Linked DNA regions of Homo sapiens: region 1 is linked to region 2. The links are chromatin contacts, found by Hi-C or POLR2A ChIA-PET in ENCODE. All regions are on one chromosome and are shown on one strand. The core of a region is the stretch at or near the end of the contact, and the rest is flanking DNA. Distances in the headings are between cores, read along the strand shown.

Region 1 (2,988 bases), core at 260-2,759, 88 kb before region 2:
TTTTCCTTCATAAATTACCCAGTCTTGGGTATGTCTTTATTAGCAGCATGAGAACAGACTAATACACCTTCTAATTAGTCTCCCTGCTTCTGTAGTTCAGAATGATCTTTCTAAACTAGATTATGCTGCCCTTCTATTGAAAATATTACACTGGCTTCTCATCTTACTCAGAAGACACGGTAAGATCTTGACAAGTGGCTCCCAAGGCACCAGACTTCTAGGACTTCATGTTCTATTACTTTCTACTATGTACATTCTGTTTTAGCCTCAAAGACCTCACCACTCTGGCTAGGACCCACCAGGAATATTCCTACCACAGGGCCTTTGTACCTGCTATTTTCACCCAGAATGTGCTTTCTCCAGTATCTAAGGCTGTTAACTACCTCCTTGCCTGTGCTCAGGTGTCACTTCATAAGAGTCCTTTCCTGATTACCATATACATATCATCCTCCTTATCCCTGTTTTTTTTTTTTTTTGGGGGATGGAGTCTCACTCTGTTGTCCATGCTGGAGTGCAGTGGCATGATCTCCGCTCACTGCAACCTCCACCTACCTGGTTCAAGCCATTTTCCTGCCTCAGCCTCCCAAGGAGCTGGGATTAGAGGCACACACCACCACACCCGCTAATTTTGTATTTTTAGTAGAGATGGGGTTTCACCAAGTTGGCCAGGCTGGTCCTGAACTCCTGTCCTCAGGTGATCCGCCCTCCTCAGCTTCCCAAACTGCTGGGATTACAGGCGTGAGCCACTGTGCCCAGCCCCTTGTTGTTTGTTGTTGTTGTTGTTTGTTTGTTTTTGTTGTTATTTATAGCACTTATCACCACCTCATGTATTATATAGTTATTCATGATGTGTCTCTTCCCATCAGAATATATACAAGAGAACAGGAACCTTGTTTGGTTGGTTTCTATACCTCCACTGTCTTACTAATGCCTGGCATTTAGTAGGTGCTCAATAAAATCTTTGTTTTAGAAAATGATTAATAAATAATATGTACATATTGAATATTGTTTCCTCTTTTAACAAATCTTTAATAATAATAAAAAATTTAAAGCAGCAAGATTGCTTTGCATCAGGCACAATGATAAGCGCTTTAAATGGAGCCCATGATTCACTTTCATTTATAGAGCCCACATGCTCTCTGTCAGGCGCAGAAGGTGCCAGCCCTGCAGGAGCTTCGGGGGCGGAGCAGAAGGCCGCCTAAAACAGCCTTTGCTAAGAGAGCATGCGTAGGCGACGCGCTGGTAGAGCTGTGGACCTGCCAGCCTGCGAGGCGGAGGACGGGCTCCATCTCTTAGAAACGCCTACGGCGCATGCTCTATGGGGTCAACTGGGGGGCTGGCAAGCGGCAGCGCTGGTCTGGGGCGGAGTCTCCGAGGCACTTCCCGGTGGCTGGCTGCTCTGATTGGCTGAACAAATAGTCCGAGGGTGGTGGGCATCCGCCCTCCCGACAAGGCAGACCAGGCCCCCTGCAGGTCCCCTATCCGCACCCCGGCCCCTGAGAGCTGGCACTGCGACTCGAGACAGCGGCCCGGCAGGACAGCTCCAGGTGAGAGTGCCGGCGCCGCGGCGCTGCCAGGTGCGGGTGCGGCGTGGAAGCTGGTGCCTTCAGCAAGGGGAGGGTCGCGCCCCGAGGCTCTGCCGGCCGGCAAGACCCTCTGCGTTTGGACCCAGCGAGTCTTGCCTGGGGTGCCTGCGGGTGCTTTTTCTGCGGGCGTTGGCTCAAGGCATCTGCCAATCAACCAGGGCAACTTCAGAGAGCAACTTCAGAGAGAAGCCCACTCTCTTCCCTGGGCGCTGTCCACTTTCCTGGACAGGCGCGGTCTCCGGTCAGTGAAGCTGCCCAGTGCTCCTGGACCGCGAGGACAGCAGGGATGTCTGATTCCTCTCTCTGCATCCTCGTGCTCTCCCCTTAGCTCCTCCAGGCATCCCATCCTACCTCTCTTGTTAGCCAACGGCGTGGTCGAAAGCAGACTTGGGCATCAATCCTGGTTAAAGTCCCAGCGATACTGCTTTTTAAACAGCTGACACTTTGCTTCCAGTACTTCAGCTGGGTGAACCTCAGATTCCTGAAAAATGGAATTAATGGTACTGCCATAGGGTCGGTGGAGGAGTAATTGACAGTAGATCAGAAGCGCTGCCTGCGGTGGCTGGCGCCTCGCAAGAGCTTAAATGGGAGTCGTAATAATTGTTGTTATTAGAAAGTTAAATAGCATGCTGCGTTGGGGCCTTTTCTTCTGCCACTGAACTGTTGGACTGCTCTTATCTTTTTTCAGAATCTGTACTATGCATCTAATATATACGTGGCACTTTGCTTGGTCCTGGGGGTACAAAGCTGAGTCAGATTGTTACAAAGTCTAAATAACTGAGATAAAGGTGTTAATACAGCCCAGAAAAGCACACTTAATTCAGCCTGGAAGGTTTTTTTTCCCCCCTCCTTCGAGATTTTCAGAGTATCTCCTTCTTAGTAAGAATTGCTTGGCTTAGTATGTTGAGAAAAACATACTAAGTATGTAGTGTTGTGTTGGAAGGAAAACTTAACTGGGTGAGATTTTCAGCTGAGTAGCTTTAGCTGTTACTCTCATGGACCTTCCTCTGGGCGGTTGATACAGGTTCTGTAGGAAAACCGCTGAATGAAAGCAGCTCCTGCAGATGCTATTCTGTTTTCAATTGTGGTAATTCCTTTAATTTTTTCCCTTTCAATTTACTCCTTATTCTCTAGTAATAATGGACTTTTGGGAGGTTGCATTTATGATAAAAAATAGCCTGGGGCTGTACAATCCTTCCTATCATGAAGAAGTACAAAGTTGTAAGTAGAAGCAGTGGCCTTGCTTTGCCAATGCACACTGAAGGGGATAACGTTTGCTCCTGTTCAGAGTTCACGGTCGGGCGCGGTGGCTCACGCCTGTAATCCTAGCACTTTTGGAGGCCGAGGCCGGCGGATCACGAGGTCAGGAGATCGAGACCATCCTGGCTAACACGGTGAAACC
Region 2 (3,128 bases), core at 508-3,007:
TTTCCTTTTGAATTCCAAATGCCTGTGCGCAGAAATAAGGACAACAAAACCTCTTTTCAACCAGGAGGAAGAAAGGAAACAAGTATTTGTTGAGCAACTGCTACATATCAGGAGCTTTTGGGCTAGATGCTTTATGGTAATTATATGCTATCTCATTTAATTTAATCTTCATTACAATGCGAAGAGAATGCTATTATTGTGATAGATTTATAGGTAGGTAAACTGAGGCTACAGAAAATGCAATAATTTTCCAAAGGCCATTTCATGATAATTGAAGGAGCTAGGATTCAAACCTAGGTCACCAGGTGCCATGTTGGTCCTTTATGTCTCTTTAGCTCACTCAGCTTCTTTCCTTCAAACTTCATTGTCCCTCAGACCCTTCTGAGAGGGTTATCTGCTCCCTGACTCAGCAGGAGAGAGCAGCGAGATAAGGTTCAGGTAGCGTACGTACACTCACTCCAGTAAGACATCCCTAGTGGCCATATCAGGACTCCACACAGCTGCTACCATTCCCACTGCAGGACTTTGCATACCATTACCTGGAAGTGCTTGGGATCCTCCAAGTACTTCTATTGCTTCGCATTTTTTTCCATTTGGAGGATAAGCCTTATGTCTGTCATGATATTCTGTGAGGCAGAGTTTATTCCTACTTCTTTTCTTTGAAGCTGTTTTTACTCCTCCTCCTCCTCCTCATTCATCTCTTATTCTCAGCCTCCTCATCATTCCTCCTCCTTCTCCTCTTTCCTCCTCTTCTCCATTCAACTCCTCTTCCCTTCCTCTTCTTCCTTACCATCCTCTTTCTTCATTTCTTTTCACCTTCCTCTCCTTGCTCCAACTCTTTTCCCTTCAACTCTTCCTCCTCTTCCTTCTTGTTGTTCTATATCTTCTTTTATGTTCCCTTCATCTTTGGCTTTGATGGTCTTCAGTGGGATCATCACTATTTTGTGTAACATGGGACACTGTTTATTCATTAATTCAACAAATTCTTCCGAGGTGCTCATTACATACCAGGATTTGAGCTTGGTGCAAGGGTCATGACAGTGAATGAGGTCCCAGCACTGTCCTGGTAAATTTTTGACACTTGTGGAAAGAGAGACAAGTAAGCCATTGGTTAGGATGTTGTGCAATGCAGGCTATAACAGGTGGAAGAGAAGGTGCTACTTGAACACACACAATGACTCTTTAAGTCAGTTTTGGGGTGTAGGGGAAGTAGTGAAGGCTTCCTAGAGGATCTGATATTTAAAGTGAGACCTAAGCGCGCAGATGCTTCCTCTGTGGAGAGCTTTATACTTACTGTTAGTTCTAAAGACACAGCTTCCTTTTTCTAACACTCTTGTCTCAGCTTTGGTTACTTAGACGTTATAAGGTTCTTGATATCTTATTGTATTTCCTCTAACCCTGCTACAAATTCTTCATTTTTTCCAATGTGTTCAACTTTGAAGAAGCATCCCTCTGTTCACTCCACTTCTCCTTGAATACAGCATTGAGTTGCATTATTGCAAACAGAGCTGGTTCTGACTTTTCCTCCCACCCCCTAATACCACAAATTTAGTGGTAGAACCACAAGTAGAATTTCCAGTGAAGAACTCTCTACTAGATGACACTGAATCAAACCTAACAGTGCTATCAATTAAAATTCATGTACTCTGTTGCATAAACAGGCGATTACATAAGTTGTGTGCTGACGGAGCAGTGTTGAGACACGCTGTCTGGCAATTGGTCTCTCTCGTTTGGTTGCAAGTTTCAGTTTCCTGGCAAGTCTTGTTTCGCCGTCCATCTGGTACAAGTGAGCACAGCAAGACAGCCAGGGTGAGCAGAAAGCCCACAGATACAGGAAAAGGTACTTAGCTTGCAGGTGATGTCAGTTCTTTCAGACAACTAGTCACTTTTTCCTTTCTGAAACTAGATTACAACCTATTTGTCTTTGGAGAGTTGACTGCTAGTGACACTGAAATTTTGGCTTAATTTGCAGACTGGGATGATGAGCATCTATTTTAGCTTCTTAGGGACATGCATAGAGCTGCTTATCTTGCTTGGCACAGGACATAGTTCTACTTTACATAAAGGTAACCACTAAGATTGGCCTTACCAGGGAGGAGAATAGAAAGCTGCCTCTGAGAAGTGCCAAGCTGAGACCCACACTTACTACATTCTATCCAGGGCCAGTCCTGCCTCAGCCACCAGCACCAAGGTTACTACAGCCTGAGTTTAGGTCATGTAATTTCAGTCTCTTTGGCAGCTTCATTAACTCTGAGTTCAACTGCTTCATCTGTGAAATGAGAATAATAACATTTACCTTGCATGATTGTTTTAAAAATTAAATAATTTCAGGGCATACATTAGATGTGCAATAGATATTCCATTTATTATTCATGGAATGTTTATTGAGCATCTACTATGAGCCAGGCACTGTGTTAGGTATGGAGTCTTGCACTTAACGTGATTATAGGTAATCTCATGGAGGAGACAACAATTTTTTACAGATAATTATACTAAGAATGCAATCGTTACAATAAAAATTAAGAAAATAAGCAGAGGAAATTAGTTGCTGCCACCTCTTAACCTTAGGTTCACTGCTAAATTCAAAATAAATTAGAAGTTATAATCTCTAAATATATCATGAGCAAGTAACATCATACTTTGGCAGTTCATTTCTTTGCAGCAAATTGGAGCCATTACATAATGGGTTTTATGATATATACCAGAAAAGTTCAAAGAGGGGTCTGGTGGATGATCCTTTGTTTTGCTTACATCCAAACCAAACAAAGCAACTAGTTAACTCAGCAACAAATCAACCAACCAACAGACATAAAAGAATTAAGCAGTAAGATGTTGCTAACATTACAGAAAACAATTGCCTTGACCTTTATCACAGAATCAAATAAAAATGATGAGAATAACTGATATTTATTAAGTTCTTTTCATACCCCAACTCCATGCTAAGCACTTTCCTGTATGTTCCTATTTATGCTTCATAATTCTTCCAGATGTAGTTTAATATCCATATTTTATAGCTGAAAGAATTAGTTAGAGAACAACTTGCCAAAAGTCACATTGTATAAAAGAGGCAAAGCTGAGATTCAAGTAAAGATTGTTATAACTGAAAAACCTGGTGCCTTAACCAGTAC

Evidence for each region. Hi-C counts contacts between places; a loop is a spot of excess contacts on that map. ChIA-PET counts read pairs that join two places held with the same protein, here RNA polymerase II (POLR2A). Pooled maps may share reads with other maps.
Region 1: a loop to region 2 is called in a map with no recorded cell type, with 7 times the contacts of the local background. The contact joins the promoter of LIPA here to the enhancer-like site in region 2. A Hi-C loop is called at or near these places in 1 of 37 single-sample maps with no recorded cell type and 6 of 50 pooled maps. POLR2A ChIA-PET finds 5 or more read pairs at or near these places in 3 of 52 experiments (WTC11, activated CD4-positive, alpha-beta T cell and activated CD8-positive, alpha-beta memory T cell).

The regions. Positions count from the first base shown.
Region 1 is chr10:89,250,296-89,253,283 of GRCh38, reverse strand. LIPA (lipase A, lysosomal acid type) reads left to right here and starts at 1,509. Exons shown (of 10, transcript NM_000235.4): 1 at 1,509-1,547. RefSeq lists an enhancer at 1,423-1,482.
Region 2 is chr10:89,162,445-89,165,572 of GRCh38, reverse strand. No RefSeq gene overlaps it. Among named protein-coding and RNA genes, the nearest start is that of CH25H, 43 kb to the left of the region's middle. RefSeq lists an enhancer at 1,945-1,994. Within about 2 kb of position 1,757, at least 9 of the 41 ENCODE cell types and tissues checked have a DNase peak (open chromatin) inside an H3K27ac peak, as active enhancers do.